Regions from separate parts of the Homo sapiens genome. Here region 2 is linked to region 1. A link is a contact called in ENCODE Hi-C or POLR2A ChIA-PET data. All regions are on one chromosome and are shown on one strand. The core of a region is the stretch at or near the end of the contact, and the rest is flanking DNA. Distances in the headings are between cores, read along the strand shown. Region 1 overlaps JARID2 (jumonji and AT-rich interaction domain containing 2). Region 2 overlaps JARID2 (jumonji and AT-rich interaction domain containing 2).

What was found. A loop is a pair of places that touch in the nucleus more often than their neighbours do. ChIA-PET counts read pairs that join two places held with the same protein, here RNA polymerase II (POLR2A). Pooled maps may share reads with other maps.
Region 2: a pooled map shows a loop between it and region 1 (2.1-fold over the local background). The contact joins two enhancer-like sites. A Hi-C loop is called at or near these places in 2 of 37 single-sample maps with no recorded cell type and 4 of 50 pooled maps. POLR2A ChIA-PET finds 5 or more read pairs at or near these places in 9 of 52 experiments (CD8-positive, alpha-beta memory T cell, GM12878, PC-3 and 6 more).

Annotation. Positions count from the first base shown.
Region 1 is chr6:15,284,184-15,292,073 of GRCh38, reverse strand. All of the region lies in intron 1 of JARID2 (jumonji and AT-rich interaction domain containing 2), which reads right to left. Among named protein-coding and RNA genes, the nearest start is that of JARID2-AS1, 39 kb to the right of the region's middle. RefSeq lists enhancers at 1-440, 4,209-4,258, 4,279-4,328. Within about 2 kb of position 4,238, at least 3 of the 41 ENCODE cell types and tissues checked have a DNase peak (open chromatin) inside an H3K27ac peak, as active enhancers do; they include GM12878, where a contact is called at or near this core.
Region 2 is chr6:15,418,079-15,425,968 of GRCh38, reverse strand. The region is part of intron 3 of JARID2 (jumonji and AT-rich interaction domain containing 2); the gene reads right to left. Among named protein-coding and RNA genes, the nearest start is that of DTNBP1-AS1, 120 kb to the left of the region's middle. RefSeq lists an enhancer at 3,410-3,469. Within about 2 kb of position 4,693, at least 8 of the 41 ENCODE cell types and tissues checked have a DNase peak (open chromatin) inside an H3K27ac peak, as active enhancers do; they include GM12878, where a contact is called at or near this core.

The sequences.
Region 1 (7,890 bases), core at 2,989-5,488:
CTGCATTCCAGCTTGGGCGACAGAGCAAGACTCAAAAAAAAAGCCTAATCACACAGACCTACAACATCCATTATGAAACCTAAATCGAAGGGCATTTGTTTCAGAAAAGATGGCAATGAGAGAGGTTTCAAAAAATTTGTTATTATGGAACATATGTAATAACATAAGAAAATGCTATGACACTGTCCAGTAAAAAAATAGAAAAACAAAAATTGTATATACAGTAGGAGTACAAAAATATTTGAATGGAAGGAAAGAACAACTATAAAAAAATTACAGCAAAATATTTACAACATTTGTGTGGGGTAGTGGAACAAGGGATTAACTTCTTTTCTCCATTTCTGTGGTTTCTGTGTTACTTCTAGAGAAAACAACATTTTAGAATATGCATGTAGGCACCGTGCAAGAGACGGTGTCCCACCACTACTGGGCTGGAAGGGTCTGGCTGCGCATCCCACACACTGCTCCTGAATGCAGCGATTCTGGCCTAGCAGGATCCCTGCAGCATCCCTTCACTGCAGGGCCAAGGCTCCTCCTCTCATCCAAGAAACTCCCCTTCTTCATTTAAGCGCTCCTTCAAGCCTGACGCAGGCTGAGAAACCAGATTAGTTAGGTCACTGAGAACAGGAGGGGAAAACAGATTGTGCCCCTAACAACTTCACTTCACTGTAATAGCAAGCTATACCATGTGTGAAAAGTGAGGGATTTTTTTGTTAGGTCCATAACTTCAGGAAGATGAGTAAAGGAGCATTTTTAAACTAAGAGGAGATGATAAACACATTCACCAAGATGGTTTTCATTAACTATACACTTCTTCTCATGTGAATTTTTATTTTTTTGAGACAGGGTCTCGCTCTATTACCCAGGCTGGAATGAAATGGTGCAATCACGGCTCACAACAGCCTTGAACTCCTGGGCTCAAGCAATCTCCCACCGCAACGTCCTGAGTAACTGAGACTACAAGCATGCACCGCCACGGCTGATTAATTTTTTTTAATTTTTGGTGGAGACACAGTTTTGCTATGTTGTCCAGGCTGGTCTCAAACTCCTGAGTTCAAATGATCTCGCACTGCCTCAGCCTCCCAAAGGGCTGGGCTTACACACAGCACCTGGCCTCGTGAATTTTCAAAATATTTTTAAACATCCAAAAACTAGGCCAGGCTCAGTGCCTCACGCCTGTAATCCCAGCACTCTGGGAGGCCGAGGCAGGCGGATCACGAGGTCAGCAGATCGAGACCATACTGGCTAACATGGTGAAACCTCATCTCTACTAAAAATACAAAAAAAATTAACTGGGCGTGGCGGTGGGCGCCTGTAGTCCCAGCTACTCAGGAGGCTGAGGCAGGAGAATGGCATGAACCCGGGAGGTGGAGCTTGCAGTGAGCCAAGATTGTGCCACTGCACTCCAGCCTGGGTGACAGCGCAAGGCACTGTCTTGGGGGGGAAAAAAACATCCAAAAACTATTCAGCAACCCTTCATCACATGAGATTGATTCTGGCCAAATACTAACCCTACAAACTGTGTACAGAAAGCAGTCAGGCTGACAATACCAAGCTGTCAAGGATGTGGAACAACTGGAACACTTGCAAAATGGTTCAAGGACATTGGAGAAGTGTGGCAGTTTCTTATAATCCTCAACAAAGACTACTTTATGGCCCAGCAATTACACACCTAAGTATTTACCCACAAGAAAGGAAAACATGACTACAAAGAGTCTTGAACACTAATGTTCACAGCAATAACAGCCAAAAATGGGAAACAATCTAAAGTTTATCAGCCAGCACATCAATAAATTGTGGTATGTCCATACGATGAAGTATTATTTGGCAATGAAATGAAATGAACTGATAAATACAACAACATGAATAATCTGAGACCATTATGCTGAAAATAATGGACAAGCTATAGTGACAGATATCAAAACAGTGGCTGGGAGGGGATGAGGAAACACATTTGGAGTAATGAAAATATTCTCTATTTCAATTGGGTGGTGATTACATAGGTATGTATAATTAACAAAACTGTATGCTTGAAATGGGTGCATTTGACTGTCAATTATACAGCAATAGAAGCTCACTAATTTGTCTGAGAAAAATTTAAAATCTTCTCCCTCCTTCTTTCCATGAAGACAAGTGGTTTAGTGACTTGTACATTCCACAATTTTGCCAAGTGCAATACACAGTGCTTCTTGTCCCAATTATATCATGTTTTTTATTTTTGTTTTTTTGAGACAGAGTCTCACTCTCTCACCCAGGCTGGAGTGCAGTGGCACCATCTCAGCTTACTGCAACCTCCGCCTCCTGGGTTCAAGTGATTCTCCTGCCTCAGCCTCCTGAACAGCTGGGATTACAGGAATACACCACCACGCCCGTGTGTATTTTTAGTAGAGACAGGGTTTTACCTTGTTGACAAAGCTGGTCTCAAACTCCTGACCTCAAGTGACCCACCTCATCCTCCCAAAGTGCTGGGATTACAGATGTGACTCACTGCGCCCGGCCTTAAAACATGGTTTTTTTTTTTTACAATTTAAAGAGTAAGAAGGGGCTGGGCAGTGGCTCATGCCTGTAATCCCAGCACTTTAAGAGGCCGAAGCGGGAGGATTGCTTGAGCCCAGGAGTTTGAGACCAGCCTGGGCAACACAGCAAGACCTGTCTCTATTTTAATATAATAGTAACAAACGATTTAAAAAATAGAAGAATTGGCTTTATGTAACAAAATAAAAGATTTTCTTTTTAGACAGTTACCCACAAAAGAAGGACACCAGACTACTGCTGACAGTGTTCTGCATGCACCATTCTTAACTATTTTTCATTATTCTTTTTTATTTATTTATTTTGCTCTCGCCCTGCCTTATGGTGCTGACTCTTCATTATTCTTGTGTCCCTCGATGCTTCCCTTGGACTTACCCTTCTGCTGGAGGAAATCATATTCACTTCTTCAAGCCCCAGCTCAAGTGCCACCTCGTTGGATTAACTGTTAACGGGGTTTCACCAACCCCAATCAAGATCATTCATTTGTCTGTGCTGTCCCCAGTGGTGACACTTCTCCTCCCTCCGTGGCTTGGACAACCACCCCTGCTCCTTGCCCCCAGTCCCTCAGTCTGAGCTCCACTATCCACTGCTCACTAACGAGAGAAGCTGACTCATCTCCGGCTTGGGTACCAGAGCTTACTAGCTGCTTTAAGGGTAGACCCTTCTTCACCTCGCCAGGAGGCAAAATCCAAGTAAGATTCACCATTGTAACCCCACAGGGCCTAGTTATGCCCTACAATAAGATCTCCTTTAACTGTAGAGAGAAGAAAAAGACTTCAATAGAAGCTCAAAGGGGTCTTAGGAGGGAACTCCCTCATTTTTGCAAAGGATCAAGCTGAGGCCTGAATAAAGTACACACTGATATAATACATGTGAAACATACTGGCCACTTACTATGTGTGAGCCACTGAGAAACAATCAGACTATCTTCATATAAACTATAAACAGCTAACATATAAAATCCCACCCTTGTGGATCTTATATTCCACTGCAAAGATTCAGACAAACAAGTAATAACGTTGGGCACTCGCTTGATATAGTTCAGATATTTGTCCCCACTCAAATTTCATGTTGAAATGTAATGTCCAGTGTTGGGGGACAGGGCCTGGCAGGAAGTGTCTGGGTCATAGGGGTGGATCCCTCATGGCTTGGTGCTGTCCTAGCAATCGTGAATGAGAGTTCTTGTGATATCTGGGTGTTTAAAAATTGTGTGGCATCTCCCCTTTTCTCCAACCCCCACCTCCTGACCATGTGAGGTGCCTGCTCCCACCCCTCCCACCTTCTGCCATGAGCAAAAACTCCCAGAGGCTTCCCCAGAAGCTAAGCAGCCATGTTTTGTGTACAGCCTGCAAACTAAGAGCCAATTAAACCTCTTTTCTTTATAAATTACCCAATCTGAGGTATTCCTTAGAGCAATCCAAGAATGGCCTAATATGCCACCATACCACCAATGTGCCTTCCCCTTTGCCGTGGTGGTCACTCTTTGGGACTGTCACACCTCCTGAGCTTTTCTCACAAGCTTTGTTCCATCTGCCTCAACTGCTATTTGTGTCATCCAAGATACAAGTATTCAAAGGCTGCCTGTGACACTGTGCTAGGTACTGGCAGATCAACGGTAAATGGGGCAGAAACAGTCACCACACCCCGAAAGCTCACAGAGCTCACAAATGGGGAAGTGGGTATTATACAATGCTTTTCATAAATGTCCATGATTCAAAGTGCTGAAATGAGTAGAGGGTGCAGCTATGGGCATGTTTAACATGGGCTCCTAACCTAGACATGTCTCCTCGAGGAAATGACACCGAAGCTAAGGCCAAGGTAAGACTCCCCTGACAACAGTGGGATAGCTCCAGACAAAGGCAGCAACTGCAGGAAGAAGGAAAAGAGATTCTCAGAGGTTCTGAAGTCTGTGAACTTGAATAGGGAAACAGTCCCATATTCACTTTCACCAATCTCTTGCTGAAATGTAACATTCCCTTATATTTTGAATATACGCCACACACCAAAAATGTAATTCTGTGTGAGTTTGGTATCAACACAAAAAATTGCAAATACTCTTATACTGATTTACAGTGGTTGCAGATTATCTTGAAATAACATCATTATTTTAAAATTACAATAATTAGACCCACTATGAGGACTTGTTATTCAACAAAGGACAAAGAAACATATTACCATATCACAAATTTGTTCTTTATCATTTTGATGGCTATATTTCAATGTCATGGGTCCCCTCTGTAATCCTGGGTATTTTACTTAAAAAAGTATTTGGAAATATTTTAAGAAGGGGTCACACATTTCACCCGATTGCAAAAGCACTTTTAGGAAAAAGAACCTATGATTAGAGAACAAGGAAAGAAAGGATCAAGAGGGGTTTTTTTGTTTGTTTGTTTGTTTGTGTTTTCTTTTTTTTTGAGATGAGAGTTTCACTCTTGTTGCCCAGGCTGGAGTTCAATGACGCCATCTGGGCTGACCGCAACCTCCGCCTCCCAGGTTCAAGCCTCAGGTTCAAGATTATCCTGCCTCAGCCTCCGGAGTAGCTGGGATTACAGGCGCCTGCCACCACAGCCAGCTAATTTTGTATTTATTATTTTTCTGACAATGGGAAAGAGGCAGCAGTTGTAATATGGATGGCTGTTATTCCTATTACCTTCTATTAAGAGGCGCTTTTTTTTTTTTTGAGATGGAGTCTCGCTCTGTCGCCCAGGCTGGAGTGCAGTGGCATGGTCTCGGCTCACTGCAAGCTCTGCCTCCCGGGTTCACGCCATTCTCCTGCCTCAGCCTCCCAAGTAGCTGGGACTACAGGCGCCTGCCACCACACCCAGCTAATTTTTTTTGTATTTTTATTAGAGACGGGGTTTCACCGTGTTAGCCAGGATGCTCTCGATCTCCTGACCTCGTGATCCGCCCGTCTCGGCCTCCCAAAGTGCTGGGAATACAGGCGTGAGCCACCACGCTCTGCCAGCAAAATTTCAATCGAAACACTGCAATGAGCCGGGCACTGTACCTCATGCCTGTAATCCCAGCACTTTGGGAGGCCAAGGCGGGTGGATCATGAGGTCAGGAGTTCAAGAACAGCCCGGTCAACATGGTGAAACCCCGTCTCTAGTAAAAATACAAAAATTAGCCGGGTGTGGTGGTGGGCACCTGTAATCCCAGCTACTCGGGCGGCTGAGGCAGAGAATCATTTGAATCCGGGAAGCAGAGGTTGCAGTGAGCCGAGATCACACCACTGCACTCCAACTCGGGTGACAAAGTGAGACTTCATCTCAAAAAAAAAAAAAAAGAATTCTTCCAATTATAAAATTAGATTGCTATTCTAACTCACATTCTATTATTGAAGTCTCACATTTTCAAAGAAAGCATTTCTGTTGTTTGTACTTGTTAACTTACTTAGCCACTCACCCAAAGGAGAGTCAAGCAATTGGCTTGTAGATGGCGCTACTGCACTCCAGCCTGGGAGACAGAGTGAGACTCAGGAAACAAACAAACAAGAAAAAGGAAACACTGCACTGAAAGGAAAAACTTCAAACTTCATATAACCAAGTTACAAAGAATAATCCCACTGCTCATAGTTATACATCAGAAATTGCAGGTTGTTGAGTCAACCACTGTCAACCTGCTGCTCTTTCATCAAGTGGGCTTTAAAATACAAGTGTGATACATAATGCATGTTTTATGCCAGCAAAATTCCTTTATACAAGATTCCAAAGGCTCTCCAAATTCTTTTATTGCAAGATGAATTTTTTTAAAAGGATGCATGGCTAGAAATCACACTTACTGTATGCAATGTGGAATGACTTACGAGATGCTGCCTTCTTTTCTAGAATTGTTATCCTCTAACCTCGTTTATTGGGGAACATGTTAGAGAACTAGAAAAGGTCTCAGGAATAAAAAGCAATTTCAAAGTCCACGCATGAAAGCAATGATACCCTCTATCTGGGTTTAACTTTACCTCATGTTATATATATATATATGTATTTTTTTCCTTATTTGTCATTTTTAAGTCATTCTATGACCAGATGTTTAACTTTACTTCACAAAGTAATAACCTAGTTAACTGACTTCCCATATTGTAATTAATTGCATAATGAAAATATACTTAAAGTACACTGACGGCTGGGCGCGGTGGCTCACGCCTGTAATCCCAGCACTTTAGGAGGCCGAGGCAGGCGGATCACCTGAGGTTAGCAGTTGGAGACCAGCCTGGCCAACATGGTAAAACCCAGTCTCTACTAAAACAAACAAACAAAAAATACAAAAATTAGCTGGGCGTGGTGGCAGGTGCCTGTAATCCCAGCTACTCAGGAGGCTGAGGCAAGAGAATCGCTTGAACCCCAGAGGCGGAGGTTGCAGTGAGCCAAGATCGTGCCATTGCACTCCAGTCTGGAGAACAAGAGCAAGACTTCCTTTCAAAAAAAAAAAAAAAAAAAAACCCAGAAAGACTCACATTAATGCAAAAGTTCAATTCAATGCAATTGTTCTGAAATGTTTTCAAAGCAGTTACATCATTTAAAAGAAATTTCATGAATGCTAAATATGTACAACAGATGAGAGCAAGCAGTGACTGCAATCCAGGTGAGGGGCGCAGAGCCAGTTCTTAGGGTGACTCTACCAGACCCAACTAAAGCTGTTTGTTGAAGGGCAAGCTCCTAGCTTTATGTTTGCTGCCTTTCAAAAGTAAACACAATAGCATAATGGATGTTAACTCTTTTTCAACCTTATTTTGTCCTTTCTTATGAAGGATTATAAAACAGCCAGGCACAGTGGCTCACACCTGTAATCCCAGCACTTTGGGAGGCTGAGGTGGGTGGATCACCTGAAGTCAGGAGTTCAAGACCAGCCTCGCCAATATGGTAAAACCCCGTCTCTACTAAAAATACAAAAATTAGCCAAGCGTGTTGGCAGGCGCCTGTAATCCCAGCTACTTGGGAGGCTGAGGCAGGAGAATCGCTGGAACCCGGAATCGCGCCATTACACTCCAGCCTGGGAAACAAGAGCAAGACTTCGTCTCAAAAAAAAAAAAAAAAGGATTATAAAACTAAAAGGGAATTTACCTAGATTTTTATTTAAGTGGATCCTGAGTCTGGGAACTCTGGAGTATAGCCCAGAGCTGTTTCCTATATATCCATGGGATGTATGAAAACATTATTTAACACAGAATACTGATGGACATAACAATCAATGTATGCCAAGACTTGAAAAATTACACCATTTGGGACTTCAACAGGAATAAACCCTAAGACATCCATAATATGTGGCTGAAAGAAGAAATCATTTTTGAGGATTCCAGAGAAGTAAATTCCATATCAATTTAGTGGGTAGGGTGATGGGAGAGTGCAAGCTGGAGGGTGGTGT
Region 2 (7,890 bases), core at 3,444-5,943, 130 kb before region 1:
AAGAGGACTGACTTACCCAGAAAAGCACAATACTAAAAGGGTCTCCTCCTTTTCTCGCTCTTATTACATCTCCCAGATATGGGAAAATGAAGTGCACACATGACCATATTGAAGCTGCCGCAATTTCCCTAGTCACTCTGCTTGTGTTCCACAAACTTCACGCATCTTTCTTTTGCAGCACACTTGCGCTCTTAGTCCATTTGAGGCTTCTATTACAGAATGCTTAACACTGCGTAACATATAAAGAACAGAAATTTATTTCTCACCATTTTAAAGACTGATGGACAGGCATATGGTGATGGCCTTCATGCCATTACCTAACATAGTAGAGTAGAAGGCAACATATGGCAAGAGAGACAAAAGGGGGCCTATCTTGTCCTTCTATAAGGAATCCACTCCCATGATAAAGGTATGAATCCACTCCCACGATAAAGGTATTAATCCACTCAAGAGGGTGCAGCCCTCATGACCCCAACACCTCTACATTGGGGAACAAGTTTCTAACACATGAAATTTGGGGGGCACATTCATACCACAGTACACCGCAACAAAAATTATTTACTTCTCTACTTTCCCTGGGATGCAGATTTCTGTGGCTCAAAACAGGCTTAAATCAATCATATGTAGCTGCATCTCAGCACCTGAGAAAACTATTAGCATGCGTTTTCATTTACAAATTAGCACCTATGCATATGTGCTCCTTGGAGGTCACAATCCTCTGAAGGTTAAAATGGAATCACTTTGCCACACCCCAGAATTCTCAGGCCACTCCAAAAATTTTGAAGGTACAACTATACTATTCTCTGTTTGTCATCAGTACATTATGATGGCTCTTCATTGACTTATTTAAGGTGAGCAGACATCATTTACTGAGTCTGTATTACATACCGGGAGCCTTGTCTCCCAGACAAGTATAGTCTTCTGTGCCTCAGTGTTCTCATCGGTAGGATGGGGATGATAATAAAATAACGTATCTTAATGATTTTGCTATGAGAATAAAATGGGCTAACATATGTAAGGAATGTAAAACAGTGGAAGTGGACAGCACATCATAAATGCTATGTAAGTGTTTGCTGGTTTGTTGTTGTTGTTGTTGTTTTGTTTTGTTTGAGACAGAGTTTTGCTCTTGTTGCCCAGGCTGGAGTGCAATGGCACGATCTCAGCTCACCGCAACCTCCGCCTCCTTGGTTCAAGCGATTCTCCTGCCTCAGCCTCCTGAGTAGCTGGGATTACAAGGATGCGCCACCACACCAAGCTAATTTTGTATTTTTTTAGTGGAGGCAGGGGTTCTCCATGTTGGTCACACTGGTCTCGAACTCCCGACCTCAGGTGATCCGCCCAACTCAGCCCCCCAAAGTGCTGGGATTACAGGCGTGAGCCACCACGCCTGGCCAAGTGTTTGCTGTTATTAACATCAACAGAGCCACTCTGCAAAATTGCTCTTCTTTCAGATAACTGACTCCCCCAGGGACAGAGTATTACTTTAGATTCAAGCCCAGTCTATATGAATCTATAATCATAAATTTTGCTCTTTTCTCCTAATTTCTAATCAAAGGGTTAATTATAAGACTGGGCTAGAAAAACATGTTTGACACTAAGCCACAACATTTGGAGGATTGTGGAGGGAGAACTCCTCCTGGTGTAAATCAATTCCAAATCAAAATAAGCCAAGAAGGGCTTGAAGATCAAGAGACAGTCAATGGCCAGGCACAGTGGCTCATGACTGTAATTCCAGAAATTTGGGAGGCCGAGGCAGGAGGATCACTTGAGGCTGGGAGTTTGAGACTAATGTGGGCAACAAAGCAAGACCCCATCTCTTAAAAAAAAAAAAAAAAGAGGCAGCCAGGGATGAATACATACAGGTCTATCCACGTCTGTGTGCCTCCCAGAAAGAGTTTAGGAATGCGGGCTCAGATGTCTAAGCAGTGAAAGTAGTAAGTACTGGCCAAACAACGCAGACCAACGAGGGGATGAAGCCTGACCACTAGAGAAAGGGACCAGAGGTTAACAAAAAGACCCTCCGGGAGAGGAGGTGTCTTGGGGAAAACAAAAACGGAGCTCCACCCAAAGACAGGGCACCTGCAAAGGCACAGCAGCACCATAAAGGTATTCACAGTTGCAGGAACCCAAAACACTGGTCACCAGACACATGTTCACACCTCTTCCCTATCACGGCCCCAAGGGAAGCAGAGGCCAGCAAGGAGTGGAGATGAGAAGTGACAAGCTTCTCCAGCATCCTGCAAACAGATATCCCATACCAAGGATAAAACGTACGTGCTCAGCCCAGGGTGAGGTCAAGCATACAGAGGTACCTCTCAGACTTAATTATCCTGATCTAGGTAGTAACAATTTGAAATGGAACCTGCAGTCCATCCTGCCACGTAAGCCACACAAATCTACCCACACATGACCCATAAAAGTGAACTTAAAATACCAGCCTGTCTTTGTCCCATGACTCAGGAACAACTTGCCCCACAGTGTTACACCAACAAACCACATTCCCCATCCAAACTCTTCCTTCTGTGATGTTGAACTCTACCTCCTATATTAATCCTTCTGAATTTAGTAGTTGCACAATTCTTCCCAAAAGCCAAAACCACTATCCTGTCCCCAACCTCAAAAAACGAGCTGGACCTCAGCTTTCTTTCCAATGACAGATGACTGGGATGCAGGCCAGGCATAGTGGCTCACACCTGTAATCCCAACAATGGGAGGCTGAGTCAGGCAGATCAACCAAGCCCAGGAGTTCGAGACCAGCCTGAGCAACATGGTGAAAACCTACTTCTACAAAAAATGAAAATAATTAGCTGGACGTGGTGGCACATACCTGTAGTCCCACCTACTTGGAGGCTGAGACAGGAGGATCACTTGCACCCAGGACGCGGAGGTTACAGTGTGCCGATATCGTAACACTGCACTCCAGCCTGGGCAACAGAGCCAGGCCCTGTCTCAAATAAATGTTTAAAAAAAAAAAAAAAAAAAAGACTAGGCTACACCTGTAAGCCTTGATAGCATAGTCAAGTAGGCCTAACCCATGAGAAGACAAGATGGACTCAACAACAGGCGTCATTAATGAGAAAAAAGGAGCTGCTTCCTGTAAACTGGAGCAATACAAAAGATTGTTTTATAATCCCAAAACAGAGTCACATAAGCAGTATTCTGCCAAGCACTTAAAATTCTGAGAGAGGGAGGGGGAGCGGGGAAGCCCACACAAAACCAGTCAGATTTCGTGTTTATTTGACCAGCTTCATCTATTGTGTAGACACCCATGGTGGGGCTCTATTTCCTGATGGGGAAGCAGAAGTGGGGAGACACAGCCACCATCTTGGGTACCCCTAGAGCAGAGGTGAGAAATTGTGAGTTAAATGAGGTCTGAACCAAGGGTTTTTGCTGCAGGGAAAGAACCTGACCACGAATGTCGATGAGCAGCATGTGCAGCCTCCAGGAAACAGAGCATGCACAGCCCAGCGAGAATTGCTGGCACACTCAGAAAACGCTTCCTTAGCTCTGTGCTATCCAACCTCAGACACTGAAACCCAGGAACTCAGGTTCACCTTGCTGATCAAGGTGAAGGCACAGTGCGTGAAATACAAACTTCCCTCCCACACTTGGAAGATTTCCATGGGAAAGGTGAATATGCACAAGCAAGCACTGTGATGTGAGCCACCCCAAACCTACCAACTCCAGCTCACTGCAGGAAAAGTAAAGAAAAAGAGTATTCGTCCAGAAGGACAGAGAACCACCCACTAAAATCAACAAGTAATCACAGATCTACTTGCAGCAGCTACCTGAAACAACAGTCAGCTGAGCTGGGCCCTCTCCTGGACGCGCTTCTCTCCAGGGTCCTTAAACAAAAGGACCTCTAACATTGGAGGACCCAAGAGAGGATTTCGGGAGCTGTAGGTTCTGCTCAAGATAAGCTAAAACTTTTCCCCTTTCTATCCATCGCTCAGTTTATAATGAAGCAAGGCATTTCATGTACTTCAGAAAAGAAGGAATACATCCCTTGGCAGAAGAGATTATTTACTAGAAGAGGTCAGCTGAAGAGTAACACTAGGCATGACAGCAAGAGGTGCCCCTCAGCACAGTTGTGGACCAGGCCAGACCCCAGTTCAAACTGCACCCCCACCCCCAGTACAGCTCACCAAGCCAACTGCTGTCCAGATGCACACACCTGAAAATTCAGACCTACATTTGCTACAACTTATGGAAGGTGACATGGTACAGTGGCAAAGTCCAGGCATTATAGATGTGAAAGCTTAGATCCAAATCCTATTAACTCAGCTGCCAAGTGAGGGTGGTAAAACCTTAAAAACAGGTATTTCAAAAGAATTAAGGTAAAAATTTTTAGCACAATATTATCTAGGCTAAGGTCAGTTCTTCCTAACGGAAGAGACAGATTACATAGCTTCAAAGAAGGACTTCTAATAGTCACAGGCTTTATTATGGAATGGAGTTTACTATTTTTATTATAGGCCGAATGCTTATGTTTATTAATTTTGAATTTTTTTTCTTGGAGTCAGGGCTTACTTACGCTGTTCACCTTTTTTTTTTTTTAAAGACTAACAAAACTAAATGAAAAGCTATGACCGTGGCTAGTTCCATTTCCTGATGGTACGTGTCTCTCTCACACTCTCATTCAACATTCAAAGAACAGAAAGAACTTCCGCTTTTAGTGAAGCTAGACAGGATTTATACCTCTTGCCTGTCTGAAAGAACTAAAAATCCACACAAAACAACGGCCACCATATAGCAACATACTGTGATCCCTGACGGATGGAAAACAAATGATCCCTCCAGCTCACTGCCCTGAGAGAATGTCCAGGCTGCAGCAGTTACGGAAAGGGCAAGCAGAGCCGGGGTTGAGAAACACAAGGGGAGGCCAAGGTGATATAATGTGTAAGGCAGAGCACAGCAGAGGCCAGAGCCACACAGACAACAATGGAATCTGCCAAAGGCGCTCCTCATGTCTTCCGCTGAGTACTAACAAGCACATTTGTGTTAGGAAGCTACCCAAGAGAAAGTATTTCCAGAAAGGATTAGCAGGAACAGTATCCAAATTGTAAAAGCACCAGGAATAGTGCCCATTCTTACTAGCCTACATGGTAAACATAATCCATAGGACATCAAGTAAAATACTCGTAAGGGTTTTTGCCTGAGTAGCAGGGAAACAATGCCTCACAGTAAACACTGCTTTGGCCCTACCTAACCATGCTTGAAACCAAGATCCAAACAGATCAAACTGTTCCCTAATAATCAGATCTCAGAACAATGCTCAAGAATATGTAGAGAAATACGAACATTTCCCACAGCCAGAGAAAAATTTAGTGTCTGTCAAGTAATAAAAAGCTACCAGACATGCAAAGATGCAGGAAAATATGACTGATGAGGAGGAAGATTAATCAATCAAAACTGTTTTGTAAATAATGGAAGACAAAAATAGCACATATACTCAAATATCTCTTGTAACTGTACTCCACATGTTCAAGAAACACCAAAGAATAAGCATATTACTAGAGACACTGAAGATTATGGAAAGACCAAAATCTAACTTCTTTTTTTTTTTTTTATGGAGTCTTGCTCTGTCACCCAGGCTGTAGTGCAGTGGTGTGATCTTGGCTCACTGCAACCTCCGCCTCCTGGGTTCAAGCAATTCTCCTGCCTCAGCCTCCTGAGTAGCTGGGATTACAGATGCGCACCACCACGCCCAGCTAATTTTTGTATTTTTAGTAGAGACAGGGTTTCACCATGTTGGCCAGGAAGGTCTTGAACTCCTGACCTGGTGATCCACCCGCCTCGGCCTCCCGAAGTGCTAGGATTACAGGCGTGCCCAGCTGTAACTTCTAAAATATAATAACAATGTCTGAGATAAAAGATATATTCAATAGTCTTACCAGCAGATTTAGGGTATAAACTATCTAAAATGCAACATACAGATCAAAAAAGGAACAAAACACATGAGCTATGGGACAACTTCAGAGTAATATATATGAAAATTAGGTCCCCAAAGGGGAGACGAATGCACACGAAAATATTTGAAATAATAATGGCTCTAATTTTTCCATAGTAAATGAAATCTACAAACCTAATACACTCAATGAATCTCAAACTCTGGAAATAAAAACTGCCAAGGCACATCGTATCAAATTGCCTAAAACCAGTAAGGGATTCAAAAGAAAATTGTGGTAAATGATTGCTCCTACAAAGCTATGAAAATAACAACAGGATTCTCATCAGAAATGATGCACATCGGGACAGTGGGGCAGTGTCACTGAAGTACTGATGGTGAATGACTATTAACCTAAAATTTTATACCCAGCAAAAATATCTATAAGAAATGAAGGTGTATTTTGTATAACTGCATGTAATTCTACAATTATCATAAAAGTATTTTTTTAATGTGGGTGAAATGAGATCTTCCCAGACATACAAAAGCTGAATGATCAACAGCAGACCTAATGTTAGAAATGTTAAAATCCTTCAAGCAAAAGCAAATGCAAATGATACTAGAAACAAAAATGGCAACTACGTAGATAACTTGAAACAGAAGATAGGCGAGATTTACCCATATTTACTTTATATTTACTTCCACATCTTTTGTGTTCAAAACTGCCACATCATAATCTATTACTCAATTTTTCTTTACTTTCTGTAGTAGAGAGTACATTTCACCCATGATAACTCTAAAGTTGAAAATTAAACTAGTACTTCTCTTATTTATAAAATATATCTCCAGGTTGTAAGAACAAAATAAACTCCAAATAACCTGATCAGTGGAAGCTTCTAAATATAAATCAAGGGTTAAGAGAAATGTTAAGCCTTTTGCTGATTGTTTTGCTTTCACTTTTTTGCATTTAATAGTAAATTATACTACTAATTTATTTTTGATACAGGAATGAGTAAAAACTAGGCACTTATTTAATATAATTCCAATTATTAAGGATGCTCACTTTGAATAATCCCAATTCATGCATGCTATCAAGAAGATTCGTATACATTTGGGCTTATCTTCCTTTCAAACTCGAAGTAAATAAAAGTATTTTATACCATCAAAGTAACTCAGACCAAAAAGAATAAGGAACACAGTCGTGCAGACAATGTAGCTGTGAATATCATACCTGTTAAAAGCCTGAGAGAATTCTCACCACTTTCAACATGTCTTCATATCCAGAGGCATGTCATATCTCAGAGTACACTGAGTTATGAAATCCATACACTTCCAATGATTCTTTACATTCAAAATTCAATCTAATAGGACAAACAGTGTTTAAACTAAGTCCTATTGGATCGAAAGCCTAACTAAAATACAGCAGCTCCTTGTTTAACAAAAAAGTTACATCCCTTTAGAGACAGAGTCGGTACTTCTGTACTAGTTAAATAGAAACTCTTAAGAGTTTTTATTTTAAAGTCTGTTAGTACACAAAAAGCAATATACCCTTCTAAAGAATATAGTTGACCGGGCACAGTGGCTCATATGCCTGTAATCCCAGAACTCTGGGAGGACGAGGCGGGCGATCACGAGGTTAGGAGATAGAGACCATCCTGGCCAACATGGTGAAACCGTCTCTACTAAAAATACAAAAATTAGCCAAGTGTGGTGGCATGCACCTGTAGTCCCAGCTACTCAGGAGGCTGAGGCATGGAATGGCTTGAACTCGGGAGGGCGGAGGGTGCAGTGAGACGAGATCATGCCACTGCACTCCAGCCTGGCGACAGAGCAAGACTGTCTTACCAAAAAAAAAAAAAAAAAAAGAGGAATATAGTTAACAAGAGATCCCAACACTAAACATTAGGGTTCTGGGTCTCTCCCTAAGGTGAAGCAATGACTAATGCATGAGCAGCCACGATGGAATCTCCTCACCCCACCACTCTTGCCTGCTCCATTCAGGC